2 separate regions of the Homo sapiens genome follow, and region 1 is linked to region 2. The links are chromatin loops, found by intact Hi-C in ENCODE. Cell type or tissue: OCI-LY7. All regions are shown on one strand. Each heading gives the region's core, and the rest is flanking DNA. Links, peaks and the distances in the headings are about the cores only. Region 1 has its middle 86 kb from the start of PCAT7. Region 2 has its middle 19 kb from the start of PCAT7.

Evidence for each region. A loop is a pair of places that touch in the nucleus more often than their neighbours do. Peaks named below come from ENCODE experiments on the same cell type or tissue, not always from the same donor. Only the 100,000 strongest peaks of a DNase experiment are listed, where the experiment ranks them.
Region 1: it touches region 2 in a loop (4-fold over the local background); 1 of 110 quality-filtered maps calls a loop at or near these places.

The regions. Positions count from the first base shown.
Region 1 is chr9:94,462,547-94,476,498 of GRCh38, reverse strand. No RefSeq gene overlaps it. Among named protein-coding and RNA genes, the nearest start is that of PCAT7, 86 kb to the left of the region's middle. RefSeq lists a silencer at 11,446-11,646. In OCI-LY7, for the core only: no CTCF peak of the experiment used is centred there; no DNase peak of the experiment used is centred there; H3K27ac peaks cover 676 bases.
Region 2 is chr9:94,527,584-94,543,869 of GRCh38, reverse strand. No RefSeq gene overlaps it. Among named protein-coding and RNA genes, the nearest start is that of PCAT7, 19 kb to the left of the region's middle. RefSeq lists an enhancer at 7,327-7,496. In OCI-LY7, for the core only: CTCF peaks have their summits at 6,867 and 7,066; DNase peaks (open chromatin) are centred at 7,089 and 8,853; H3K27ac peaks cover 1,656 bases.

The DNA.
Region 1 (13,952 bases), core at 9,953-13,952, 72 kb after region 2:
AGCCTATGCATGTCTTTAAAGGTGAAGTGTGTTTCATGTAGGCAACAGATAAATGGGTCTTATTTTTTTATCCATTCTGCCAGGTATGTCTTTTGATTGGAGAGTTCAGTCCATTTACAGTCATTGTTATTACTCATAAGTAAAGGCTTACTCTTGCTATCTTGTTATTTGTTTTTCAGTTGTTTTGTGGTCTTCTCTTCCTTTTTGCTTTTGTTCCTGTGTTCTTTTTAGTGAAATTGATTTTCTCTGATACGATTTTTTTTTTTTGCTTCTTACTTTTTGTGTATCCTTTGTATGTTTTTTTATTTGAGGTTATCATGAGGCTTGCAGATACTATTTTATAACTTGATTTTAAGCTGAGAGCGACTTAACACTGCTTGCATAAACTAACAAGCAAATAGAAGATGAATGAAGACTCTACACTTTAACTTTGTCCCCCTGCTTTTTAACAACTTTTGCTGTATCTCATGGGTTTTGGAATGTTGTGTTGCCATTTTCATATGGAAACATTTTTAGTTTTAAATTTATTTTTACATTTTCTCAATAAAGTTTTAAATTTCTTTTTAAATTTCTTCATTGACCCATTTGTTATTCAGGAACATGTTGTTTAATTTTCACGTATTTGTACAGTTTCCAAATTCCTCCTGTTACTGATTTCTAGTTTTATTCCACTGTGGTTAGAAAAGATAATTGACACAATTTTGACTTCTAAATTCGTATGGACTTCATTGCACCGTGTTAGCCAGGATGGTCTCAATCTCCTGACCTCGTGATCCGCCTGCCTTGGCCTCCCAAAGTGCTGAGATTACAGGCATGAGCCACCACGCCCAGCCATAGGTATCTAGTTTTATTCCTTTCTAGTCAGAGAAGATGCTTGATATTATTTCAATTTTTTAATTTTTTAAGACTTGTTTTGTGACCTAACATATGGTATATGCTTGAGAATGAGCCATGTGCAGAATAATGTGTATTCTGCACATTCCATTAGGTTAGGTCTATTAATAATTGCTTTATATATTTAGGTGCTCCAATGTTGGATGCATATATATTTATAATTGTTACATCTTCCTGCTGTATTGATCATTTTATATGACCTTTTATATAATGGTCTTTTTTCTCTTTTTACAGTTTTCGGCTTAAAGTCTATCTATGTATTTTGTATTAGTATAGCTACTCTTGCCCTTTTTTGTTTTCGTTTGCATAGAATACCTTTTTCCACCACTTTTCTTTGAGTCTGTGTGTTCTTACAGTTTAAGGGAGTCTCTTATAGGCAGCATATGGTTGGATCTTGTTTTTTTTTAATTTATTCAGCCACTATGTCTGCAGAATACATTTTGAATTAATGAAGAAACAGAATAAAAAGCAAGCCAGATTAGTATGGCTGTATAAAAAATTTAAAACTTGTAATTAAAAACAACACAATATAACAGGATGAAAAGGAAAGCACTAGAATGGAGAAATACTTGAGATAGTTAAAAGTTTAATATTATAGTATGTGAGGACATAGTATGTGAGGACATATTTCTAAGATTATGTCAAGGGAACTTGTTATGTCAATGTGTTGGTTCACACCATTGAAAACAAAACAGCAAAATTATTGAATTATGTAATTTATTGATCATTTTAAAATATAATCTTAAGGCTGTAAATAAATGTCTACTAACTGAACAAAAAATGATTTTAAAATCCTGGCAATGCTGGTGAGAAATAAATATATTGCTTTCATGTTATGTATTTAGTATTCAATCACTTGTAACAGGAGCTATTAAAATGACTACTTTTTTATTCAGTAATCTTACCCTTTGACATTCAAATAATTGAAACAAATAAGAACCTCTGCCAGGCATGGTGGCTCATGCCTGTAATCACAGTACATTGGGAGGCCAAGGCAGATGCATAGCTTGAGTTCAGGAGTTTGAGACCAGCCTGGGCGGCATGGCAAAACACCATCTCCACCAAAAAATACAAAAATTAGTCGGGCAGTGGCACATGTCTGTGGTCCCAGCTACTTGGGAGGCTGAGGGGGGCCGAGATCATGCCACTTTCACTGAGCCACTTTCAGTGAGCCAAGATCGTGCCACTTCACTCCAACCTGGGTGACAGAGTGAGAGCTCATCTCAAAACAAAAACAAAACAAAAAGGAATAAGAACCTCATGTGTAGATCTTTTAAAACAACATAACTGGCAGGGCACAGTGGCTCACACCTGTAATCCCCGTACTTTGGAAGGCCGAGGCGGGTGGATCATCTCAGGTCAGGAGCTTGAGACCAGCCTGGCTAACATGGTAAAACCCCATTTCTACTACAAATACAAAAAATTAGCTGGGTGTGGTGGCACACACCTGTAATCCCAGCTACTTGGGAGGCTGAGGCACGATAACCGCTTGAACCCAGGAGGCAGAGGTTGCAGTGAGCCAAGATCACACCATTGCACTCCAGCTTGGGCAACAAGAGCGAAACTCTATCTCAATAATAATAATAATAATAATTAATATAGCAAAAACAAATAGATTTTAAAAGCTTTGAGGCTGGGCACAGTGGCTTACACCTGTAATCCTAGCACTTTGGGAAGCTGAGGCAGGCGGATCACAAGGTCAGGAGATCGAGACCAACCTGACCAACATGGTGAAACCCCATCTCTACTAAAAATACAAAAAATTATCTGGTGTGGTGGCAGGCGCCTGTAGTCCCTGCTACTCAGGAGGCTCAGGCAGGAGAATAGCTTTAACCTGGGAGGCAGGGGTTGCAGTGAGCTGAGATTGCACCACTGCACTCCAGCCTGGGTGACAGAGCAAGACTCTGTCTCATACAAAAAAAAAAAAAAAAAAAAGTAATTGATAGCTGAGAACAAGCATTTTCAAAGAGAAGAAATTTTCCACCTTGCCCCTTGTGGAACTGAAACTACTCTTTGCACATGCTGCTGCCCTTCCAGCCTGCAGGCAGAATGCTGTTCTTGGCAAAGCAAGAGTCCCTTATTCCTCACCCCATCACTTTCCAACATAACCAGGAAGGTTCAGATGACCATAAGTGAAAAACAACCAGGAAAAGTCAGGAGAATAAAGAGCCTCTCTCATTTTCACTTGGGCAACAGGTGTGAACAAGAAAATTAAGTATTTTTGTTTTATTTTTTAAAATCTTAACTTCTCCTTTTCACCCTTCCTTAGATGTATCTATTTTAACATTTTGCATGTGACGGTGATGTTATCCATGCTGAATAAACTAGAAATGAGAATTGAGTTGTGAGGGAAAAAGAGATTGAAAACATATGCCTTGGATATATGAATTATGTTTGGATACTGAATTGAACCACTGAACTGTAAAAAAATGTTATGAGACAGGGAAACTGAACTGGCTATGTGACAATAGTAAGGAATTATTGCTAACATTTAAAAATGTGATATGGTATTGTGGTTATGTTTAGAAATAAAAATAATCCTTATCTATTAGAGATACATACCAAAGTGTTTATGCATGAAATGATATGATGTCTGGGAATTTTTATAAAACAATCCAAGGCAGGAATGAGGAACAGTTTGGGTGGGAGGGACCGATGAAATAAGATTGGCCATGTGTAGACACATGGTGCTTTGCTTTACTGCACTTTGTGAATATTGCATATTTTACAAATTGAGGGTTCATGGCAACCCTGCATCCAGCAGTGTTGCAGGAAGTCAGTGACTCCGAACGGAGGGACCGGCTGAAGCCATGGCAGAACATAAATTGTGAAGATTTCATGGACATTTATTAGTTCCCCAAATTAGTACTTGTATAATTTCTTATGTCTGTCTTTACTGCAGTCTCTGAACATAAATTGTGAAGATTTCATGGACATTTATCACTTCCCCAATCAATACTCTTATAATTTCCTATGCCTGTCTTTACTTTAATCTCTTAATCCTATCATCTTCGTAAGCTAAGGATGTATGTTGCCTCAGGATCCTGTGATGATTGTATTATCTGCACAAATTGTTTGTAGGGCATGTGTGTTTGAACAATATGAAATCTGGGCATCCAAAAGGAACAGGATGGCTGCAATTTTCAGGGAACAAGGGAGTAAACCATTGGGCCTGACTGCCTGAGGGGCCAGACAGAACAGGGTCATATTTCTCTTCTTACAAAAGTGAATAGGAGAAATATCGCTGAATTCTTTTTCTCAGCAAGGAACAGCCCTGAGAAAGAGAATGCATTCCTAGGGGGAGGTCTCTAAAATGGCCGCTCTGGGAATGTCTGTGTTATATGGTTGAAGATAAGGGATGAAATAAGCCCCGGTCTCCTGTAGCACCCCCAGGCCTATTAGGATTAGGAAATTCCTGCCTAGTAAATTTTAATTAGACCGGTTGTCTGCTCTCAAACCCTGTTTCCTGATAAGGTGTTATCAATGATAATGCATGCCCAGTGGGACATGAAACTTCATCAGCAATTCTAATTTCACCCTGGTCCTGTGATCTCACTCTGCCCCCATTTGCCTTGTGATGTTATTGCCCTTGAAGCATGTGATCTCTGTGAGCCACACCCTATTCGTACACCCCTCCCCTTTTGAAATCCATAATAAAAACTTGCTGGTTTTGCAGCTCGGGGCATCACGGAACCTGCCAACATGTGATGTCTCCCCTGGACACCAAGCTTTAAAATTTCTCTCTTTTGTACTCTTTCCCTTTATTTCTCAGACCGGCCGACACTTAGGGAAAATAGAAAAGAATGTACATTGAAATACTGGGGGCTGGTTCCCCCGATACAGTAATTCTTTTTTTTTTTTTTTTTGAGACATGGTTTCATTTTGTCTCCTAAGCTGGAGGGCAGTGGTGCCATCACAGCTCACTGCAGCCTTGACCTCCCACACTGCAGCTTTTTGATTTAAAGTGAGAGACATACATCTCTTCCTTTTACTCAAACACTTAGAAGCCATTGTAAGGTAATTAATTGGCCTAATTTCAACATCGTTGTATCTGAAAGAATAGGCCCAAAGAGAGGGAGGGACATGGGGGAATAGTCAGTGAGTGAAGCAGTCAGAACACACTCAACACTTACTGACCTCCCAGGTGGAAGCAATCCTCCCACCTCAGCCTCCTAAGTAGCTGGTAGCATTTACCACCAAATTTTTTTTTTTTAGTAGAGAACAGGGTCTCACTGTGTTGCCCAGGTTTGCATTGAATAATTCTGTTGGCACCATTTTTCCAACAGCATGTGCTCACTTCTTGTCTTGGTGTTACATTTTGGTAATCCTTGCAATATTTCAAAGTTTTTCATTAACATTGTATCTGTTATGATGATCTGTGATCAGTGACCTTTGATGTTACTACTGTACTTGTTTTGGGATGCTATCAAGCCGACCTATATATAAGATGGTGAACTTAATCGATAAGTGTTGAGTGCGTTCTGACTGCTCCACCCACTGACTCTTCCCTCATCTCTCTCCCTTCCTTTGGGCCTCTCCATTCTTTCAGATATGACAATATTGATATCAGGCCAATTAATTACCCTGCAATGGCTTCTAAGGGTTTGAGTAAAGGGAAGAGTTGCATGTCTCTCACTTTAAATCAAAAGCTAGAAATGATCGGACCTCTTCAAGGAGAACTACAAACCACTGCTCCATGAAATAAAAGAGGATACAAACAAATGGAAAAACATTCCATACTCATGGGTAGGAAGAATCAATATCGTGAAAATGGCCATACTGCCCAAGGTAAGATTCAATGCCATCCCCATCAAGCTACCAATGACTTTCTTCACAGAATTGGAAAAAACTACTTTAAAGTTCATATGGAACCAAAAAAGAGACCTCATTGCTAAGTCAATCCTAAGCCAAAAGAACAAAGCTGGAGGCATCATGCTACCTGACTTCAAACTGTACTACAAGGCTATAGTAACCAAAAGAGCATGGTACTGGTACCAAAACAGAGATATAGACCAATGGAACACAACAGAGCCCTCAGAAATAATGCCACATATCTACAACCATCTGATCTTTGACAAACTGACAAAAACAAGAAATGGGGAAAGGATCCCCTATTTAATAAATGGTGCTGGGAAAACTGGCTAGCCATATGTAGAAAGCTGAAACTGGATCCCTTCCTTACATCTTATACAAAAATTAATTCAAGATGGATTAAAGACTTAAATGTTAGACCTAAAACCATAAAAAGGTTAAAACCTAAAACCATAAAAAGACCTAAAACCATAAAATGTTAAACATAAAACCCTAGAAGAAAACATAGGCAATACCATTCAGGACATAGGCATGGGCAAGGACTTCATGTCTAAAACACCAAAAGCAATGGCAACAAAAGCCAAAATTGACAAATGGGATCTAATTAAACTAAAGGGCTTCTGCACAGCAAAAGAAACTACCATCAGAGTGAACAGACAACCTACAGAATGGGAGAAAATTTTTGCAATCTACTCATCTGACAAAGGGCTAATATCCAGAATCTACAATGAACTCAAACAAATTTACAAGAAAAAAACCCCATCAAAAAATGGGCAAAGGATATGAACAGACACTTCTCAAAAGAAGACATTTATGCAGCCAAAAGACACATGAAAAAATGCTCATCATCACTGGCCATCAGAGAAATGCAAATCAAAACCACAATGAGATACCATCTCACACCAGTTAGAATGGCGATCATTAAAAAGTCAGGAAACAACAGGTGCTGGAGAGGATGTGGAGAAATAGGAACACTTTTACACTGTTGGTGGGACTGTAAACTAGTTCAACCATTGTGGAAGTCAGTGTGGTGATTCCTCAGGGATCTAGAACTAGAAATACCATTTGACCCAGACATCCCATTACTGGGTATATACCCAAAGGATTATAAATCATGGTGCTTTAAAGACACATGCACACATATGTTTATTGGGGCACTATTCACAATAGCAAAGACTTGGAACCAACCCAAATGTCCAACAACGGTAGACTGGATTAAGAAAATGTGGCACATATACACCATTGAATACTATGCAGCCATAAAAAAGGATGAGTTCATGTCCTTTGTAGGGGCATGGATGAAGCTGGAAACCATCATTCACAGCAAACTATCGCAAGGACAAAAAACCAAACACTGTATGTTCTCACTCATAGGTGGGAATCGAACAATGAGAACACATGGACACAGGAAGGGGAACATCACACACCGGGGCCTGTTGTGGGGTGGGGGGAGGGGGGAGGGATAGCATTAGGAGATATACCTAATGCTAAATGACGAGTTAATGGGTGCAGCACACCAACATGGCACATGTATACGTATGTAACTAACCTGCACGTTGTGCACATGTACCCTAAAACTTAAAGTATAATAAATAAAGCTAAGATAAAAAGCTAGAAATGATTAAGCTTAGTGAGGAAGGCATGTTGAGAGCCATGATGGGCTGAAAGCTAGGGGTCTTGTGCCAAACAGCCAAGTTGTGAAAGTTTTTGAAGAAAATTAAATGTGCTACTTCAGTGAACATGCAAATGTTGAAGTGAAGCAGGCCAGTCTCAGTGGCTCACACCTGTAATCCCAACACTTTGGGAGGCCAAGGCAGGCAGATCATTTGTGGTTAGGAGTTCGAGACCAGCCTGGTCAACATAGTGAAACCCCATCTCTATTAAAACTACAGAATTAGCCAGGCATGGTGGTGCATGCCTGTAGTCCCAGCTACTCGGGATGCTGAGGCAGGAGAATCACTTGAACCCAGGAGTCGGAGGTTTCAGTGAGCCAAGATGGCACCACTGCACTCCAGTCTAAGTGAAAGAGCTAGACTCCATCTCAAAAACAAACAAACAAACAAAAAAGAAAGTGAAACAGGCTTACTGCTGATATGGAGAAAGTTTGAATGGTCTGGATAGAGGATCAAATCAGCTACAACATTCCCTTAAGCCAAATCCTAATTCAGAGCAAGGCCCTAGCTCTCTTCAGTTCTGTGAAGACAGAGAGGTGAGGAAGCTGCAGAAGAGAAGTTGGAAGCTAGCAGAGGTTGATTCAGGATGTTTAAGGAAAGAAGTCATCTCCATAACATAAAAATGCAAGATGAAGCAGCAAGTACTGATGGAGAAGCTGCAGCAAGTTATCCAGAAGATCCAGTTAAGATCATTGATGAAAGTGGCTACACTAACAACAGTTTTTATGCAGATGAAACAACCTTCTATTGGAAGAAGATGCCATCTAGAACTTTTAATAGCCAGGAAGGAGAATTCAAAGCTTCACATGACTGGCTGACTTTGTTAGGGGCTAATGCAACTGGTGACTTTAAGTTGAAGCTAGTGTTCACTTACCATTCTGAAAATTCTAGGGCCCTTGAGAATTATGCTAACTCTCCTCTGCCTGTGCTCAGTAAATGGAACAACAGCCTGGATGACAGCACATCTGTTTACAGCATGGCTTACTGACTATTTTAAGCCTCCTGTCAAGACCTACTTCTCAGAAAAAAATATTTCTTTTAAAATATCATTGGTCATTGACAGTGCACCGTCACCGAAGAGCTCTGATGGAGATGTACAGTAGACGAATGTTGTTTTCATGCCTGCTAACACAGCATCCATTCTGCAGTCCATGGATCAAGGAGTAATTTTGAATTTCAAGTCTTACTATTTAAAAAGTACGTTTCGTAAGGCTATATGGCTGCCATAGGTAGTGATTCCTTCTATGAATATGGGCAAAGTCCATTGAAAACATTCTGGAGGCCGGGCACAGTGTCTCATGCCTGTAATCCCAGCACTTTGGGAGACAGAGGCAGCTGGATCACGAGGTAAGGAGATCAAGAGCATCTTGGCTAACATGGTGAAACCCCGTCTCTACTGAAAATACAAAAAAAATTAGCCGGGCATGGTGGCAGGCGCCTGTAGTCCCAGCTACTCGGGAGGCTGAGGCAGGAGAATGGCGTGAACCTGGGAGGTGATGAGTCGAGATTGTGCCACTGCACTCCAGCCTGGGTGACAGAGCGAGACTCTGTCTCAAAAAAAAAAAAAAAAAAAAAAAAAAAGCCTTCTGGAAAAGATTCACCATTGTAGATGCCATTAAGAAATTTATGATTCATGGGAGAAAGTAAAAATATCAACATTAACAAGAGTTTGGAAGAAGTTGATTCCAGCCCTCATGGGTGACTGGGGAGTTTAAGACTTCAGTGGAAGAAATAACTGCAGATGTGGAAGAAATAGCAAGAGATCTAGAATTAGATGTGGAGCCTAAAGATGTGACTGAATTGCTGCATCATGACAATACTTGATCAGATGAGGAGTTGCTTCTTATGGGTGAGCAAAGGAGGTGGTAATTTACTCCTGGTGAAGAGGGTGTGAATGAACATTGTTGAAATGACAACAAAGGATTTAGAATATTACGTAAACTTAGTTGATAAAGCAGTGGCAGTGTTTGAGAGGAATGACTCTAATTTTGGAATAAGATCTACTGTGGGTAAAATGCTGTCAAACAGCATCACATGCTACAGAGAAATCGTCCGTTAAAGGAAAAGTCAATGTGGCAGACTTCATTTTATTTTTGTAGGACATTTTAGTTATAACATCAATTTCTGTAATAGTTGCAGGACTATTCAGATTGTCTGTTTCATCTTGGTTGAGTTTTGGTAGTTTATAGTTTTTGAGAAATCAGTTTATATTTAATAACCTGTTCAATTTATGAACTTAAAGTTCTTCATAATATTTCCTCATCTTTATAATGGCTGATGAATCTGTAGTAATATCCACTATTTTATTTCTAATATTTATAAGCATTGCCTTCTCTCTCTCTCTTTCTTTCTGTCTCTTTGCCAGTCCTGTTAAGGGTTCATCAATTATATTAGTTTTCAGAAGAAACAGTTTTTGTTTTATTATTTTTCTATTATTTCTCTATTTCAATTGTATTAATTTAGATTTCTATCACATTCTTCCTTCTAGTTGCTTTGAGTCTATTTTGCACTACTTTTTCTAGTATCTTGAGATAGGAACTTAACTAATTTTTTCCTTCTTTTCTATCTAGTCATTTTAGTACTATAAATTTTCCTCTTGGCACTGTTTTAGCTGCATCCCACATATTTTTATATACTGTGTTTTACTGCTCCAGTCTATGTATTTTTTTATTTCACTTGAAACTTTCTTTTTGAGTCATGGATTTCTTAGAAATGTGTTATTTAGTGTCCATATGCTTCGAGATTTTTCTACTGCCTTTTAATCACTGATTTCTAGTTTGATGCCATTGTGATCAGAGAATAAATTCTCTATGATTTCAGTTCACTTGAATATGTTAAGATCTATTTTCTGGCCCAGGATGAGATCTATCTTTGTCAACGTTTCATAGGGGTTTGAAAAACATGTGTATTGGGTGGAGTGTTCTGTGTCAGTTAGATCCTGTTGGTTGATTAAATACCTTTTATGATCTTTTCTGTTTTCTAAGGGTGTTAAAGTTTTCAACTACATTTGTAGATTTTTCTGTTTTTCCCTTAGTTTTAACTGTTTTTGCTTCCTCTTGTGAAGCTCTGATGTTTGGTTTTTACACATTTAGGATTTTTACACATTTCTGGTGGATCAATCATTTTATTATTTTGTGATGTTCCTCTTTGTCTCTAATACTTTTATTTGCCTTAAAGTCTACTTTGTCAGATATTAATATACCCACTCATGCTTTATTATTAATGTTTACATGGCATGTCTTTTCTTCCTTTTACTATCATTATGCCTGTGTTATTGACTTTGACATATATTTTAAGCCTTATGTAATTGAGTAATTTTTTTTTAAGATGGAGTCTTGCTCTGTTGCCCAGGCTGGAGTACAGTGGCGTGATCTTGGCTCACCACAACCTCCGCCTCCTGGGTTCAAGCCATTCTCTTGCCTCAGCCCCCTGAGTAGCTGGGACTACAGGTGCACGGCACCATGCCTGGCTAATTTTTGTATTTTTAGTAGAGACCAGGTTTCACTGTGCTGGCCAGACTGGTTTCGAACTCCTGACCTCATGATCCGCCTGCCTCAGCCTTCCAAACTGCTAGGATTACAGGTGTGAGCCACTGTGACCAGCCCAAATAATGCTTTTAATATATTCTGCCTCTCTTTGACTTTTGAGTGGCATATGTAGACTGTTTATATTTAAGATAATTATTGATATGTTAGTGCTTTGTCTGGCACTTTATTACGTTTTCTCGGGTTCTCATTCCTCTTTTACTGCTTTTCTTGCCTTCCTAGGGGTTATTTTCTTTTTTAATTCTATCTCCATTTTTTATAGTATATTCTAATGTGTTTCTTTGTATAGTTTTCAAAGTGATCGTTCTGGGCATTACAATAAAGGTATGACTTGTAACAGCCTACTGATACATTTGTTTTCTACTGCTACTATAGCAAATTGCCACAAACTTGGTGGCTTAAAACAACAGAAATTTCTACTCTCAGTTCTGGAAACCAGACGCCCACATCAAGTTTGCTAGGCCAACATCAAGTTGTGGGCAGGGCTAGAATCACTTCAAAAGCTCTGGGAAACAATTCTTTCCTTCCCTCTTCTGGCTTAGGGCAGCTGCTGGCATTCCTTGCCTTGTGGCCACATCAGTCTACTCTCCCATTCAGAGTCACGTGGCCATCTCCTCTGTCTGAAATCTCTGTCTGCCTCTCTCATGTATGGATACTAGTGATGGCATTTAGGGCCCACCTAGATAATTCAGGACAATCTCCCACATATAGATACTTAATTACACTTGCAAAATCTCTGCTCTAAAAAGTAAGATTCATAGATTGGAGGGATGAATGTGGGGACCTGAGTGACGCCATTATTCATCCCACTACAACTAATATCAACATTCACCACTTAGAGCGAAGTGTGGAAACCTCACTTGCATTTAAGACCCTTTTCCCTTTCAACTATTAAAGATAATTGTCTGAAGTACCAGAAGGTGTTCTAATTGTTGTTTCAGTCCTTAAGATTTACAGAACTCATGGTGAACAAAATAATCCATTTTATATTTCCGTATTTCTGCCCTATGCAGTGTTCCTTCTTCCTTCTGGATACTCTATGCTTCCTTTTGTTATCATTTCTCTTGTTTTTGAAGAATGTCCTTGAGCCAATCATTAATGGTAGGTCTACTATCCACTCTTAATTTGTAACAACAAATTCTTTGCCTGATAATTTTTTTTAAGTTTCATTTATTTGTGAAAGATAGATTCACTGAACATAGAATTTGTGGTTGACAGTTCTTCCTTCTGGCCTCTATGATCCCAAATAAGAAAATCATTGTTATTCAAGTAGGTGTTTCTCTGTAGGTTCCAGAATTATCTTTTGTTTCTTTTTGGTTGTTTTAAAAATTTTTTTCTGTCTTTAGTTTTTAAAAGTTTGATTAGATGTGTCTTGGAGTGGACTTGTTTGGGTTTATTTTTGAGAGGTTGACTTAGATTTTTTGGTCTATAAATTCATGAGTTTGCCAAATCTTGGAAGTTTTCAGCAATTACTTTTTAAAATAATTTCAACACCATCATCTAACTCATGTCTTTCTGAAATTCTAATGATACAAAAGTTGGACCTTTATTTTTTATCCCACAGGCCTCTGAAGCTTTGTTCATTTTACATTTTTAGTCTGTTTTCTCTCTGTTTTTCTGTGTAGGGGAATTCTGTTGATTTTGCTTATTTCAATTCTAATATTAAGCAAGTCTAGCAATGTTTGGTTTTCACTTTTTTTTTTTTTTTGGAGATGAAGTCTCACTCTGTCACCAGGCTGGAGTGCAGTGGCGCAATCTTGGCTCACTACAACCTCCACCTCCTGGATTCAAGCAATTCTCCTGCCTCAACCTCCCAAGTAGCTGGGACTACAGGCGCCCGCCACCATGCCTAGCTAATGATGTTTTTTGTATTTTCAGTAGAGAAGGGTTTTCACCATGTTGGCCAGGATGGCCTCGATCTCCTGACCTCATGATCCGCCTGCCTGGGCCTCCCAAAGTGTTGGGATTACAGGCATGAGCCACAGTGCCCGGCGAGTTTTCACTTCTATTATTGTATTTTTAGTTCCATAATTTCATTTCAGTTCATGTTTTATAACCTTTATTTCTTTGCTGAGATTTATAATTTTGTTTTCATTTGATTGCAGAAAATTTGTAAATGATCACTAAAGCATTTTAAAAAGATGTCTGCTTTAAAATCCTTTTCAGATGGATCCAACCTCTGATTCATTTCAGTTGGGGTCAGTTGATTGTCTTTCCTCATTCAAGCCATGATTTTCTTGGCTCTTGGTGTGATGATTGTATCCTGGCCCTTTTGTCTGTCATGTTATGTAATGCTAGGTGCTATTTACATCTTTGATAATTTTAGCGAGCAAGCACCTTGTTTGGGGTTGGCATGTGGGCCTTAGCCTATTTTGTGGGTGGGGGAGGAGGTTTCAATGATAGTTTGATTATTGGAGCCTTTAATGTTTTGCTTTGACATCCTCAGTGGATTTAGTGCCAAAGGAGGTTCCCACTGCTCTCTGCTGGTGCTAGCTGAGGGTGCAGAAGGGTTTACCAGGCTTCTGGTGTGTGGGGTGGGGGTGGGCTGGGGGAGATGTTGGTGAGGTGGGGTTGGAAGGATCCCTCTTCCCAGTGTCCCCTCACCTATTCTACCCCCTCTGCCTCTGTGTCTGGGATGAGGGGACTCTCCATCTCAAACCTGCAGGGACAAAGAGCCTTCTTTGGTCAGGTCACTAATGTAGCTGCACCTCTTTTGCAGGTTCTGCCTTTTTAGCTATTTTTCCTTTGAAAAGGCAGTCCTAGGCCCACAAGGAATATGGAGCCTTCCCTGGTCGCTTATTGTTGGTGTGGCTCCTGTATCCATCCCCTTTGCTGGTGGTGCAGCCTGTCTGGTAGTCAGAAGAGTACCAGTTCCATCTGGAGAAGGAATGGGCAGGGGTGGCAAACAGCAGGTCTGAGTGGCCTTCTGTTTGTGGGAGCCCACAAGTAAGTCACCCTATGCTCTGCTGTTTCTCTGGTTCTGGATCCCAAGAGGCAAGAAATTCCCAGAGTTCTCTGGTCCATAGAG
Region 2 (16,286 bases), core at 5,039-9,038:
GAGGCAGGCTAGTGGCTTATACTATAGCATAGCCTGCCTTTGCTGGTGTGTGGCAATTAGGCCTGGTGGAACTGCCATCAATAAATCAAGTGTGATCAAGGTGAGGAACAGGAAAGAAGGAAATATGGGGAAATGGGGTGAATATCAGGTGGATCAGAGAGATACAGTCACGGGGGTCAGGTGTGGTATCAGGAATAATGTGGGAGGCCAGATTGAAGTCTGGGCCAGGAACAATGGTAATTGTGGGACTTAACAAAGAGTGAGTACAGCTGAAGGAGCCGGGGAGCAGAAAGTATATGCGTCAGGTATGAGGAAGAAAATAGATTTTGGAAGTTATGAGAAATGTAGAGAGTGAGTTGAGCATAGTTTGCGATTTTTAGGGCCTCTAAAAGTATTAAAGCAGTGGCAGCCGCCGCACGCAGACATGAGGGCTAGGCTAAAACAGTAAGGTCAAGTTGTTCGGACAGAAAAGCTACAGGGTGCGGTCCTGGCTCTTATGTAAGAATTCTGACCATGCTAACCATGCCTAGGAAGGAAAGGAGTTGTTTTGTAAGGGATTGAGGTTTGGGAGATTAATCGGACACGATCAGCAGGGAGAGCACATGTGTTTTTACGAGAATTATGCCAAGATAGGTAACAGATGAGGATGAAATTTGGGCTTGACTGAAGTAATGGGGTCTGTCTGTGAAGCCTTGCGGCAGTACAGCCCAGGTAATTTGCTGAGCCTGATGGGTGTCAGGGTCAGTCCAAGTGAAGGTGAAGAGAGGCTGGGATGACGGGTGCAAAGGAATAGTAAAGAAAACATGTTTGAGATCCAGAACAGAATAATGGATTGTGGAGAGAGGTATTGAGGATAGGAGAGTATATGGGTTTGCCACCATGGGGTGGATAGGCAAAACAATTTGGTTGATAAGGCGCAGATCCTGAACTAACTAGTAAGGCTCGTCGGGTTTTAGGACAGGTAAAATGGGGGAACTGTAAGAGTTTATAGGCTTTAAAAGGCCATGCTGTAGCAGGCGAGTGATAACAGGCTTTAATCCTTTCAAAGCATGCTGTGGGATGGGATATTGGCATTGAGCGGGGTACGGGCGATTAGGTTTTAATGAGATGGTAAGGGGTGCATGATCGGTCGCCAAGGAGGGAATAGAGGTATCTTATACTTGTGGGTTAAGGTGGGGGATACAAGAGGAGGACGCAAAGGAGACTTTGGATTGGGAAGAAGGGCCGCAATGAGATGCAGCTGTAGCCCAGGAATAGTCAGGGAAGCAGATAATTTGGTTAAAATATCTCGGCCTAATAAGGGAACTGGGCAGGTGGGGATAACTAAAAAAGAGTGCATAAAAGAGTATTGTCTAAGTTGGCACCAGAGTTGGGGAGTTTTAAGAGGTTTAGAAGCCTGGCTGTCAATACCCACAACAGTTATGGAGGCAAGGGAAACAGACCCTTGAAAAGAAGGTAAGGTGGAGTGGGTAGCCTCCGTATTGATTAAGAAGGGGACGGGCTTACTCTCCGTGAGAGTTATCTAAATCTCAGCGTCCGTGATGGTCTACGGGACTTCCGAGGTGATTGGGCAGCGTCAGTCTTTAGCCGCTAAGCCAAGAAGGAGTCAGTCAGAGAGCCTTGGGCCAGAGTTCCAGGGGCTCTGGGAGTGGCTGCCAGGTGAGTTTAACAGTCCGATTTCCAGTGGGGTCCTGCACAGATGGGACACGGCTTAGGAGGAATCCTGGGCTGCAGGCATTCCTTGGCCTGGTGGTCAGATTTCTGGCACTTGTAGCAAGCTCCTTGGGGAGGAGGTTCTGGAGGAACGCCTGGCCGCTGCAGTTCAGGCGTTTCGAAGTTCTTGTGTGCTGGAGATGTGGCTGGGGTTTGTCTCACAGTGGAGGCAAGGAAGTGCAACTTTTTTTTGTTATTGTACACCTTGAAGGTGAGATTAATCAAGTCCCGTTGTGGGGTTTGAGGGCCAGGTTCCAATTTTTGGAGTTTTATTTAATGTCGGGAGCAGATTGGGTAATAAAATGTATATTGAGAATAAGATGGCCTTTTGACCTTTTAGGGTCTAGGGCTGTAAAGCGTCTCAGGGTTGCTGCCGAATGAGCCATGAACTGGGCTGGGTTTTTATATTTGCTGAAAAAGAGCCTAAACGCTATCTGATTTGGGATAAAGAAAAAGGAGCATTAACCTTGACTATGCCTTTAGCCCCAGCCACCTTTTTAAGAGTAAATTGCTGGGCAGGTGGGGGAGGGCTAGTCACGGAACGAAAGTGTAAGCCGGACCAGGTGTGAGGAGGGGAGGCGATAAAAAGATTATAGGGTGGAGGAGCGGAGGCTGAGGAAGAATTGGGACCTAGCTTGGCCTGGCGAGGAGGGGAGGGGTCAGATGGGTCTGTAGAAAAGGAAGATTAGAAAGACTCAGCGACGCTTGGGGTTGGGACTGAGGGGACAGGCGGGAGGGAAAGAAGGAAGATTTGGGATGAGTTGCACTGGGCACAGAGACTAGGAAGGGACTGATGTGTAAAAGAATGCCTGGATGTCAGGCACCTCAGACCATTTGCCCATTTTACGACAAGAATTATTTAGATCTTGTAGGATGGAAAAATTGAAAGTGCCATTTTCCGGCTATTTGGAACTACTGTCAAGTTTGTATTGGGGTCAAGCGGCATTGCAGAAGAAAATAAGATGCTTAGATTTTAGGTCAGGTGAGAGTTGAAGAGGTTTTAAGTTCTTAAGAATACAGGCTAAGGGAGAAGGAGGAGGAATGGGAGGTGGAAGGTTGCCCATAGTGAAGGAGGCAAGCCAAGAGAAAAGAGTAGAGACATGGAGAAGGGGTGGGGGCTTCTTGCCCTCCAGAAAAGCAGAGAAAGGGTTGGGGCATGGAAATAAGGGATTGAGACACAGAGATGAGAGCTTGGGGTGCAGAAATAAGGGATTGGGGCACAGAGATAAGAGGTCGGGGTGCGGAAATAAGGGATTGGGGCACAGAGATAAGAGGTCGGGGTGCAGAAATAAGGGATTGGGGGTTCTTGCCCCCTAGAAAAGCGGGACTTGCCGCTAAGGGTGAAGGAGAAGGGGTTGAGGGGTACTTGCCTCTCCCCCAGAAAAGCAGAGAAGGGGTAGAGACAAGGAGAGAAGGGGTTGGGGGACTTGCCGCTAAGGGTGAAGGACCAAGGCAGGTGTCCCTGCATGGTCTGACGCCTTTGAAATGTGGGTGAATCAAATACCAAGGGGAGGCTGCCTTCCCAGTCCGTGACCGGCGCCGGAGTTTTGGGTCCATGGATAAAACGTGTCTCCTTTGTCTCTACCAGAAAATGAAAGGAATTGAAATTAAGAGAAGGGAGAGATTGAAGTGTGGCACCAAGATTGAAAGGAGAAAGAGGTTGAGGGATAGTGAGGGAGGTTGGAGAAGAGAGTAAAAAGAGGCCGCTTACCGGATTTGAAATTGGTGAGATGTTTCTTGGGCTGGTGGGTCTGAGGACCTGAGGTCGTAGGTGGATCTTTCTCGTGGAGCAAAGAGTAGGAGGACGGGGGATTGATCTCCCAAGGGAGGTCCCCCAATCCGAGTCATGGCACCAAATTTCATGCGCGTCCGTGTGAAGAGACCACCAAAGAGACTTTGTGTGAGCAACATGGCTGTTTACTTCACCTGGGTGCAGGTGGGCTGAGTCCGAAAAGAGTCAGCAAAGAGTGGTGGATTATCATTAGTTCTTAACAGGTTTTGGGATAGGCGGTGAAGTTAAGAGCAATGTTTTGCGGGCAAGGGTGGATCTCACAAAGTACATTCTCAAGGGTGGGGAGATTACAAAGAACCTTCTTAAGGGTGGGGGAGATTACAAAGTACATTGATCAGTTAGGGTGGGGCAGGAACAAATCACAATGGTGGAATGTCATCAGTTAAGGCTATTTTTACTTCTTTTGTGGATCTTCAGTTACTTCAGGCCATCTGGGTGTATATGTGTAAGTCACAGGGGATGCGATGGCTTGGCTTGGGCTCAGAGGCCTGACACTTTATCTTAAGTGTTGACATATACACCCATGCATGTAAAATTACTTAATCACAGGAGAGATTTTATTTGTTTGAAGACCTAAGGCTTTCTTTTTTTTTTTTTTTTTTTTGCTAAGTCAAATTTGCCATCGATACCATTGATCCTCACGTAGGAAAATGTTTGTCTTGTGCTGTCTCTAAATAGCCACTAGATATTGCTAAAGGGCTGGGGGAAGAAAAGAATCTTAGTTTTCATCCAAGGCTTCTGAGTTACTGAATTTTACAGTTCAAGGGAAGCTTAGTGATGTTGGAAATAGGATAAAAGCCTCAACATAAAGATGGGAAGTATATCTTCAAAAAGATAAGAAGGGTAGTAATACTGACTAAGGAATACTGAATATTTAAAGGCAGTGTTGGTGGCTGGGCACAGTGTGGCTCATGCCTGTAATCCCAGCACTTTGGGAGGCTGAGGCAGGCCGATCACCTGAGGTCAGGAGCTCAGGACCAGCCAGGCCAACATCGTGAAACCCTGTCTCTACTAAAAATACAAAAATTAGGCGGGCATGGTGGCACGCACCTGTAATCCTAGCTATTCCAGAGGCTGAGGCAGGGAGAATCACTTGAACCCGGGAGGCAGAGGTTGCAGTGAGCTGAGATCGTGCCACTACACTCCAGCCTTGGTAACAGAGCAAGCCTCTGTCTAAAAAAATTAAATAAATACATAAAGGCAATGTTGGCATAGTTGAAATTGTGCATTAGCATTTTGACACCTACTTGTCAACTAGATAGCAATGTCAAATCTTTAGAGATTATCCCTCCCGTAGCATGACACTAGACTGAAGGTTCAGATCAGTTTTCAAAAAACTGTGCAAGCATTCTAGACATTATTTAAAAATCACCGTCTTTTGATTATGAATGTATTGCATTGATGTTTAAGCAATTATGGAAATGTAGAAAATTATTATTATTATTTTGAGAGAGAGTTGTGCTCTGTCATGCAGGCTGGAGTGCAGTGGCTCGATCTTGGCTCACTGCAGTCTTCGTCTCCCAGGTTCAAGTGATTCTGCTTCTTCAGCCTCCTGAGTAGCTGCGATTACAGGCATGTGGCACCATGCCCAGCTAATTTTTTGTATTTTTAGTAGAGATAGGTTTTCGCCATGTTGGCCAGGCTGGTCCCGAACTCCAGACCTCCAGTGATGTGGCCACTTCGGCCTCCCAAACTGCTGGGATTACAAGTGTGAGCCACCATGCCCAGCCCATGGGAAATGTAGAAAATTATAATACAGAACTCCATCACTCAGGGTGACTATATAGTATACTACATAATTAATATTAATATACTGTATATAATTAATACATACTATATAAGTTAACATTATGTTAGTGTTGTATAGTATATATAATATATGGTTTACTTTATAATTAACATACATAATAACATCTACTATATGTATATCTTCATCCTGTGGAAGCAATGAAGAATAATAACAAGAAAACCACCCTGTGATGCACAATACAATTCAAGGCAGAGGCCATTACCAATGTTTTTGAGTCCCCTGAGACTTCTTCCCCACTCCATTTATCTGCCTCTCCCAAGAAGTAATTGCTACTCTAAAATTTTGTTTATAATTTATTCCTTTTATTTCAAGTTTTACCACAAATAAAAGCGTCCTAAATAACATATTATTTAGTTTTTTTGTTTTTAACTTTGTAAGAATGATTTCTAAGATTCATCCATGTTGATATATCTTCACTCATTTTCTCAGTCATAAGATACCCTGTCACATAAAGTACTGCAATGTATCTGTCCATTCTCCTCTTGATGAATATTTAGATCTACTCCCTCCGTGTAAGGACAATTGGGTTGTTTCTACTTTTGGCTGTTATAAAAAATGCTGTGCATGTCTCCTGGGTGTCCTGTAGGGGTTTTTCTAGGAGTGGAATTACTAGGTTGTAGGATGCATGTTCAATTTAGGAGATGCTGCCTAACTGCTTCCACAGTGCTGGTGTCACTATTCCTGCGAGTGGTGTGGGAGAGTTCCTGCTGCTCTGTGACCCAACCAGCACTTGCTGGTCTTGGACTTTTAAATTGTTGTCGATCTGCTAATTATGAAATTGCATCTTATTATGGTGTTAATTTGCATTTCTATCATTTCATCTTTTATTTATTTATTTATTTATTTATTTATGAGATGGAGTCTCACTGTGTCACCCGGGCTGGATTGCAGTACCACAATCTCGGCTTACGGCATCCTCCGCCTGCCAAGTTCAACCGATTCTTGTGCCTCAGTCTCCCAAGTAGGTGGGATTACTGGCATGCATCACCATGCCTGGCTAATTTTTGTCTTTTTTGTAGAGATGAGGTTTTGCCATGTTGACCAGGTGGGTCTTGAACTCTTAACCTCAGGCAATCCATCTGCCTTGGCCTCCTAAAATGCTGGGATTACAGGTGTGAGCCACTGCACCTGGCCGATTTCACCTTTTAATATGGTATCAGTCATATATATGTTTTTTCTTATTTGAAATGCCTATTTAAGGCGCTTCCCCAATTTTTACTGGGTGGTTCATCTTTTTCTTATTGATGTTGATGTACAGGTATTTTTTTTTTTTTTAAGGCAGAGTCTCACTCTCAAGCTGGAGTGTAGTGGCACAATCGTGGCTCACTGCAGCCTCAACCTTCCTGGCTTATGCGATCCTCCCACCTCAGCCTCCCAAGTAGCTGGGACTACAGTTATGCATCACTATGCCCGGTTAATTTGTTATAATTTGTGTAGAGATGGGATCTTACAGTGTTGCCTAGGCTGGTCTGGAACTCCTGGGCTCAAGCAGTCCACCTGCCTTGGCCTTCAAAGTGCTGGGATTACAGGCATGAGCTACGGCACCTGGCTAGGTATTCTTTATATATTCTGGGTTTTAGTCTTTTCCTAGTTATATGTGTTTTAAGTATCTTCTTCTAATTGGGAAAGAGAATGGTGTCTTTGGATAAACAGAAGTTCTTAATTTTCACGTTGTGCAATTTATTAATTTTTTTGTTGTTAATAAATATTAATGTAAAAAAATGAATTGTCTGTCGTGGCGTAGGCCTGCCCCAGGAGGGCGTCATATTACCACATGATTTGTGTGCAATTATTCAATCTTGACTGGTGTGTGTATGATGATTTTGTATCTTGTTTAAGAAGTCTCTCCTTGGCTGGGCACGGTGGCTCATGCCTGTAATCCCAGCACTTTGGGAGGCCAAGGCAGGTGGATCATGAGGTCAGGAGATCGAGACCACCCTAACATGGTGAAACCCCTTCTCTACAAAAAAAAAAATACAAAAAATTAGCCAGGTGTGGTGGCATGCTTCTGTAGTCCCAGCTACTTGGGAGGCTGAGGCAGGAGAATTGCTTGAGCCTGGGAGGCAGAGGTTGCAGTGAGCTGAGATTGTGCCACTTCTCTACAGCCTGGGTGACAGAGTGAGACTCTGTCCCCACACCCTCGCCCCAAAAAAAGTCTCTCCTTGTCTGAATTTATAAAGATATTCTATTATGTTAAATTGAAAGTTCTGAATAAGGCACCAAGAAACAATAGGTATCATATACTGTAATTAACTGTGAGATCAACCACCCTACAGGAATTTAAACACAAGATGACCAACAGCCATCATCTATACTGAGGACATTAAATGTTTGAAAGAGGAGAGATGTGCAGGGGATTTTTGTGATGATTTATTTAGAGAAATCTTCAGGTGGGCTGCTGGTAAGCTGTGACTTGTCTCTCTCCCCCAGTCAAGTCTAGTGAAAGGGGTTTCAGTAGAATCTCTTGAAGGCTTGACATGTCTTCTGCATTTAGGGACACAGAAGACTGGTATCTGATTCACACCTGAGAAACCTAATGGATAAGAAACTATGATTGGCTCTGATCATAAATGGTGTGATGGTAGAGCAAAGAGAATGATCAGTGTGCACTGCCAGGATTTATTCAGCCAACAAGTATTCCTTACAAGCTGCATAGGAGATATACTCAAGTGAGAACCAGCCTGGTTAAATCCTGTTGATAGGACAGATTGAAAGGTGAACAGCCCTCAGTAGAGAAAATGGAGATGGACTTTGCGTTCTGTATTCCAAGGATGAAATAAAGAATCTTTGAGGCTGGGCAAGGTGGCTCACGCCTGTAATCCCAGCACTTTGGGAGGCCAAAGTGGGTGGATTACCTGAGGTCAGGAGTTCGAGACCAGCCTGACCAACATAGTGAAACCCTGTCTCTGTTTAAAAAAGATACAAAAAATTAGCCGGACGTGGTGGTGCATGCCTGTAAATCCCAGCTACTTGGGAGGCTAAGGCAGGAGAATTGCTTGAATCCAGGAGGCAGAGGTTACAGTGAGCCGGGATCATGCCATTGCACTCCAGCCTGGGCAAAAAGAGCAAAACTCTGGCCAGGCACGGTGGCTCAACCTGTAATCCCAGCACTTTGGGAGGCTGAGGCAGGCGGATCACCTGAGGTCGGGAGGTCAAAACCAGCCTGAACAACATGGAGAAACCCCTTCTCCACTGAAAAGGCAAAATTAGCCGGGCATGGTGGCCTATGCTTGTAATCCCAGCTACCGGGGAGGCTGAGGCAGGACCCAGGAGGCGGAGGTTGCAGTGAGCTGAGATCACGCCCACTGCACTCCAGCCTGGGCAACAAGAGCAAAACTGCATCTCAAAAAAAAAAAAAAAAAAAAAAAAATTCCTTTCTCCCAGATGAAGGGAACTGAATGTGAAGGATTACCCATCAGTGGTAGGTCAGGTCTCTAAAGGCATTACAAAATTCCTTATGATAGAGTCAGCTTTAAACCAATGCCAGACTCAGAGGATGCAAAACTGCCTTAGAACAATACTACTCAGACAGATGTGTGCTGGTAAATGTTAAACAACCAGGGGGAAGTTGTTAAACAAAAACTTATTTAGTGACACGTGTTAAAGCACAGTAAGGAAGACATTGTTCAGGACCACTGCAATAAGGTCTCGTAGTGGGGGACAGAGATTGGTTTCAACCCCGGAACACAGCATAGGCAAGTGGGCATTTATAGCCAAGGAGCAGGGTGTGGTCAGTGGATTGAAAATTACTAAGAGGTAAAACATCAAGGGTAAGATTTTGGCTAAGCCAGCCTAACGATATTCTTGCTAAAGACAGGCCAGTGTGATCAGTCCTCACCTGGAGAAACCTCATCAGATATCAGGGGTGATCGGGAATTTGCAATTCAGTTACTACATAGAGCCATTAATGCACATAAAATTACAATTAAATAAATTGTATTTAAAGTAAATGCAATAAACACTAAAAACTCATCACTTCCTGATTATTTTGCTACATTTTACTCAGGGGTCAGTGGAGGAGGAGAGCGAGGAAATTAAGTCTGAAAAGTTCTTGCTAAACTGACTTAGCAGGGCTCTTTGCTAAAACTGGATTTTACGATGTCTCTCTAAGATGGACCTAGGGGAAGGCTCAGAAGCCTGACTAAAGTTTGACTAAGCAAAGAATCTTTGTCGGGGGATAGCCCTGATTTGTGGCATTTGAAGATTTTTGTGGTGTAAATGTTCTAAAATTATTTCCTTACATTATTATTTGTTTCTTTCCTGTCTCTCCTCCTCCACTGACCCCAGCGTAAAATGTAACAAAATAATTAGGAAGTGAAGAGTTTTTAGTATTTATTGCATTTATTTTAAATACAATTTATTTAATTACAATTCTATGTGCATTAATGGTTCTATGTAGTAACTGAATTACAAATTCCTGAAAGTTTAACAGTCAGTTCTTACAAGCTGCTAGGAGCTGGCTCCAGTTCACCACTGACACCACTCTAGTAAGAACTTTCCTGCCTTCTTGTCTCCATCTCTCTGTCCTCCCCACACTCCAATACTAGAAGGGTCAGACTTCGTGGTTAGCTAAGAGGAGGAGGAGAACCAGGAAAGAAGAAATAATAATGTGTATAATAAGTTTTAGCAGAGAACTGAGACATTCTCTGAAAGCCCTACTTGAAAGTCAGTCCTTTATTCAACAATATAGACATTATATTAGAGAACCATGTAAAAGGTTGGAGGAGGGCAGTAAGGAAGAAAGACGAGGGAAAACACATGTTGATGGCCGGGCCCAGTGGCCCACACATGTAATCCCAGCACTTAGTGAGGTCGAGGCTGGCGGATCACTTGGGGTCAGGAGTTTGAGACCAGCCTGGGTAACATGGTGAAACGCTGTCTCTACTAAAAATACAAAAATTAGCTGGGAGTGGTGGTGCGTGCCTATAATCTCGGCTACTCGGGCGGCTGAAGCAGGAGAATCACTTGAACCCAGGAAGCAGAGGTTGCAGTGAGCCAAGATTGTGCCACTGCACTCCAGCCTGGGCCACAGGTCTAGACTCTGTCTTAAAAAATGAATAATAATGTACATTCTACATGGGCTTATGTTAATTGTGATTGCATTGCCTGTGCATAACCCACCTGAGTTACTGCAGACAGCATTGGCTGACTGCTGCTTCACTGCTTGTGTAATGATTAACTAGGACTCAACTTTGAACTGCAATAAAGAAATCACATTCTTCTCTTTGCTAGGATGTAGTTCCAAATGAAGAGGTAGCTTTGGTTTTATGGCATTCAATGCCTGTGCCGTAGTGGTTCATCTTTATACCTGGTGTGGCCTTTCTTCTCTGTCTAGAAAACTGCTCCTTCAGTCTTCCCTCTTCTTGTTTCATGCTTTCCTTGACTGAGCCACATCTCCCCTTTTGTAATCATTGTCTACCACGTGATGTTTTAAACTAAAGAACACACATTCACATTTTTTTCCTACTACAGACGATGTGAGATGAGACTGACATCCACAATATAGTCTAATTATATTTAATCAATAATTAACTCTGACAGCTGTCATCTATCAGGGAACATGTGTGATTGTTTTTAAAGTAAGTGGAGGCACTAAATCAATTAAATGAGGAAAGGCTTTTTTTTAAAAAAAATACTTTAGGTTCTGGGATACATGTGCAGAACATGCAGGTTTGTTACATAGGTATATATGTGCCATGGTGGTTTGCTGCACCCATCAACCCGTCATCTACATTACGTATTTCTCCTAATGCTATCCCTCCCTTAGCCCACCACCCCACAACAGGCCCCAGTGTGTGATGTTCCCCTTTCTGTGTCCATGTGTTATCATTGTTTAACTGCCACTTATGAGTGAGAACATACGGTGTTTGGTTTTCTGTTCCTGTGTTAGTTTGCTAAGAATGATGGTTTCTGGCTTCATCCATGTCCCTGCAAAGGACATGAACTCAGCCTTTTTTTATGGCTGCATAGTATTCCATGGTGTATATGTACCACATTTTCTTTATCCAGTCTATCATTGATGGGCATTTGGGTTGGTTCTAGGTCTTTGCTATTGTGAACAGTGCTGCAATAAACATACATGTGCATGTGTCTTTATAGTAGAATGATTTATAATCCTTTGGATATATATCCGGTAATGGGATGCTGGGTCAGATGATATTTCTGGTTCTAAATCCTTGAGGAATCACCACACTGTCTTCCACAATGGTTGAACTAATTTATACTCCCACCAACAGTGTAAAAGCGTTCCTGTTTCTCCACATCATCTCCAGCATCTGTTGTTTCCTGACTTTTCAATGATCGCCATTCTAACTGGCATGAGATGGTATCTCATTGTGGTTTTGATGTGCATTTCTCTAATGACCAGCGATGATGAGCTTTTTTTCATGTTTTTGGCCACATAAATGCCTTCTTGTGAGAAGTGTCTGTTCATATCCTTTGCGTACTTTTTGATGTTTTTTTCCTTGTAAATTTGTTTAAGTTCCTTGTAGATTCTGGATATTAGCCCTTTGTCAGATGGATAGATTGCAAAAATTTTCTCCCTTTCAGTAGGTTGCCTGTTCACTCTGATAATAGTTTCTTTTGCTGTACAGAAGGTGTAAGGATGGGGTCCAGTTTCAGTTTTCTACATACGGCTAGCCAGTCTTTCCAACACTATTTATTAAATAGGGACTCCTTTCCCTATTGCTTGTTTTTGTCAGGTTTGTCAAAGATCAGATGGTTGTACATGTGTGGTGTTATTTCTGAGGCCTCTGTTCTGTTCCATTGGTCTATGTATCTGTTTTGCTACCAGTACTGTGCTGTTTTGGTTACTGTAGCTTTGTAGTGTAGTGTGAAGTCACACAGCATGATGCCTTCAGCTTTGTTCTTTTTGCTTAGGATTGTCTTGGCTATAGAGGCTCTTTTTTGGTTCCATATGAAATTTAAAGTAGTTTTTTTTCTAATTCTGTGAAGAAAGTCAATGGTAGCTTTATAGGAATAGCATTTAATCTATAAATTACTTTGAGCAGTATGGCCATTTTCACGATGTTGATTCTTCCTATCCATGAGCATGGAATGTTTTCCATTTGTTTGTGTCCCCTTTTATTTCCTCTAGCAGTGGTTTGTAGTGCTTAAACTTGGAATCAATTCCCCATGTAAACTGAAGGATAACTGTATAAAGAAAATATTTTCTGTAATAGGAAAATGGTGCTATGTATTAGCTTAAAATTGCAGGAAGAAATGACTAAGTATTCCTTCTTTTCTTGAGGCTTTAAGTAGGAATCCATTTCCTTGCATTTTACAGTTTGTAAAGACTGCTCGAATTCTTTATTTCATGCCCCCACCCACCTTTCATTTTCTTTTCTTTTTTTATTAAGTTTAAGTCCGGGTACATGTGCAAGATGTGCAGGTTTGTTACATAGTTGAACGTGTGCCATGATGGTTTGCTGCCCCTATCAACCCATCACCTAGGTATTAAGCCCAGCATGCATTAGCTATTTTTCCTAATGCTCTTCCCAGACCTACTCCATCACCCAACAGGCCCCAGTGTGTGTTGTTCTGCTCCCTGTGTCCATGTGTTCTCATTATTTAGCTCCCACTCATAAGCAAAAACATGGTGTTTGGCCGGGCGCGGTGGCTCACGCCTGTAATCCCAGCACTTTGGGAGGCCGAGGCGGGTGGATCATGAGGTCAGGAGATCGAGACCATCCTGGCTAACAAGGTGAAACCCCGTCTCTACTAAAAATACAAAAAATTAGCCGGGCGCGGTGGCGGGCGCCTGTAGTCCCAGCTACTCGGGAGGCTGAGGCAGGAGAATGGCGTGAACCCGGGAAGCGGAGCTTGCAGTGAGCCGAGATTGCGCCACTGCAGTCCGCAGTCCGACCTGGGCGACAGAGCGAGACTCCGTCTCAAAAAAAAAAAAAAAAAAAAAAAAAAACATGGTGTTTGGTTTTCCGTTCCTGCATTAGTTTGTTGAGGATAATGGCTTCCAGCTCCATCCATGTCCCTGCAAAGGACATGATCTCTTTCCTTTTTATGGCTGCATAGTATTCCATGGTGTATATGTACCACATTTTCTTTATCCAGTCTATCATTGAGGGGCACTAGAGTTGATACCATGTGTTTGCAATTGTGAGTAGCAATAGCTAATATTTTTAAATAATATATAAATTATTATAGTCATACTGGAAACCTGTAAAAATGATCAGTGAACTTGAAGACATAGCAATGTTGAACTAAACAAAACAAATCACAGAGAAAAGTATAAAGGTTAAAAAATAAAAAGAGCTCTAGAATAGTTTGCTGTAATATCAAGCAGCTTAATATTTAGTACTTTGAATATACAGATATATAATTTTAATTTAAAAATTGTAAAGTTATTCCTTCAAAGATAATCACACCATGTCATATCATGGTTAAGTAACTGAAAACCAGATAAGAAAATTAAAAGAAATAAAAAGGAAGGCAAGGAATACTTGCTACCTTTACAGAGAAGTTAAGAATGACTATATATATTGGCCGGGCGCGGTGGCTCACGCCTGTAATCCCAGCACTTTGGGAGGCCGAGGCGGGCGGATCACGAGGTCAGGAGATCAAGACCATCCCGGCTAAAACGGTGAAACCCCGTCTCTACTAAAAATACAAAAAATTAGCCGGGCGTAGTGGCGGGCGCCTGTAGTCCCAGCTACTTGGGAGGCTGAGGCAGGAGAATGGCGTGAACCTGGGAGGCGGAGCTTGCAGTGAGCCGAGATCCCACCACTGCACTCCAGCCTGGGCGACAGAGCGAGACTCCGTCTCAAAAAAAAAAAAAAAAAAAAAAAAAAAAAAAAAAAAAAATGACTATATATAGTTTTTCTGAAACTGTGAATGCCATAAGGGCAATAGAATGATGTCTTCAAGGTGGCAAATATGGAGTTAAATCTGCAAATCTAGAATTCAATGAAAAAATAAACACATTTTCAGACAAGCTAAATTAAATTTGTCATCAGCAGATCTATACAGTAGATGTTTTAAAAATTTTTGAAGCAGAAGAAAATGATAGAAACTCAGATCTATGCAAAGCACTGAAAAACAATAAAAAAGTTTGTAAATATAAAATAATGCTCATGTTAAAATATCTTTAAAAGATTATGAACTAAAACAAATAACATCATTACAAACAAAATAATGTGCTGTGATGCTTATAATATTTGAAAAATTAAAATTTGTGACTGTAACAGCACAAAAAGCACAAAAACTGGAGATGGTAAGTGTAAATGTATTGATGTAATTTCCCTCATTTTAAGTATGTTGATATAATATTATCTGAGGTTATAATGAAATAAATTTAAGATGTGTGTCATAAGCACTAGAGAAACACAAAAATAGAATTATGTGTAGTCAATCATTTAATTGTGAATATAAATTGAATTCTTTAAAATATCTTCTATCCAACAGAAGATAGAAGGAAGTGAAAGTGAACAGAACCAGATGGGAGGGGAGAAAACAGATGCTGTATTGGTGGATTTAAATACCATTGAAAATTGCATTTAATGTAAATAGTCTAAACACTCCAACTAAAAAACGGACATTGCCAGACCACTCAAAACATCAAGACTCAGGCAAGGCACGGTGGCTCACACCTGTAATCCCAGCATTTTGGGAGGCCACGGCTGGCGGATCACCTGAGGTCAGGAGTTTGAGACCAGCCTGGCCAACATGGTGAAACCACATCTCTACCTCTACAAAAGTACAAAAATTAGCCAGGCATGATGGCGGGCACCTGTAATCCCAGCCACTGGGGAGGCTGAGGCAGAAGAATCACTTGAACCTGGGAGGCGGAGGTTGCAGTGAGCCAAGATTGCGCCACTGCACTCCAGCCTGGGTGACAGAGCTAGACTTAAGTCTCAAAAAAAAAAAAAAAAAAAATTCATAATTAACAAATGGGATTCTCAGGAAGAGATGGTGGAGGTAATGTCCCCTCTGCCCTGCAGCTACAAAGAGTGAATTTTTTTCTATTTAATAATCTAGCTTAAGGAATCATATCTGACAATCTGTTTAATTGATCACCGTCACAAGACAATCTTATTTTCCTGTGCAAAATAAAGATTGTGTGAATATTCCTAATTGTTACCAATTTGTTTTGTTCCATTAAATGTAATCTTCAGAGTATAATTTGAAAAATGGGCCTTGAAAATTATCAAAATATATCAGAATCTGTTGCACTGTCTTGCAAAAATAAACTTCAAACAAACCTGTAATTCTTAGCAGTCATCAAACTGACAATTTACAATATAAAAAAATTATATCATAATAGCAATTTTATAAATAAAATCTCGATATTCTTAAATAATAGAAATCCTATTAATACTGGTCCACCAAACTGTAATAGGATCACTGACAATTTTCCTTTTCTTTCACATATTTCTTAAGGGAAAAAAGCCTGTATTAAATATTTCTTATTTTAAGGAAAATTGATGACTTGTCTCATTTAAATGAACACGGTTTATCAGTAATATATCTTACAGCTTCCTAAGATAAAACATGTAAAATACTTACCACAATCTTCAACAAATTTGAAGTAGCACAGTATAACAGGAAAGCAAAGGTTTTGAAGTCATCACACAGGTCTGGGTTCAAACACCAGTACCAGCCACACTTCTGTGGAATTTACTTAACTTTCCTGAGCTTCAGCTACAAAGCACTCAATGCCTAGCACATACAAGTTACTCAGTAAGTGTAATTTCTGCTGTTTATACCATTTTAATAAAATCTTCATATAAGGCAATATTTTAACTTCCCATGATAAAGCTTCCAATTAATATGGAAGTTCATATTCCAATAGTTCTTAATCAGTTACTTTCTTGATACCATGAAAGTCATTTTCCTTTTTTTCTAAAACCAAAAGGTGTATTATATTTACTTTCAATTATATAAAATGAGTTTTGGCTAAATGAATAAAGAGGAAAAAAGAAGTTAAAAGTTAGTGATTTTAAACATCCCAAAGTTAGA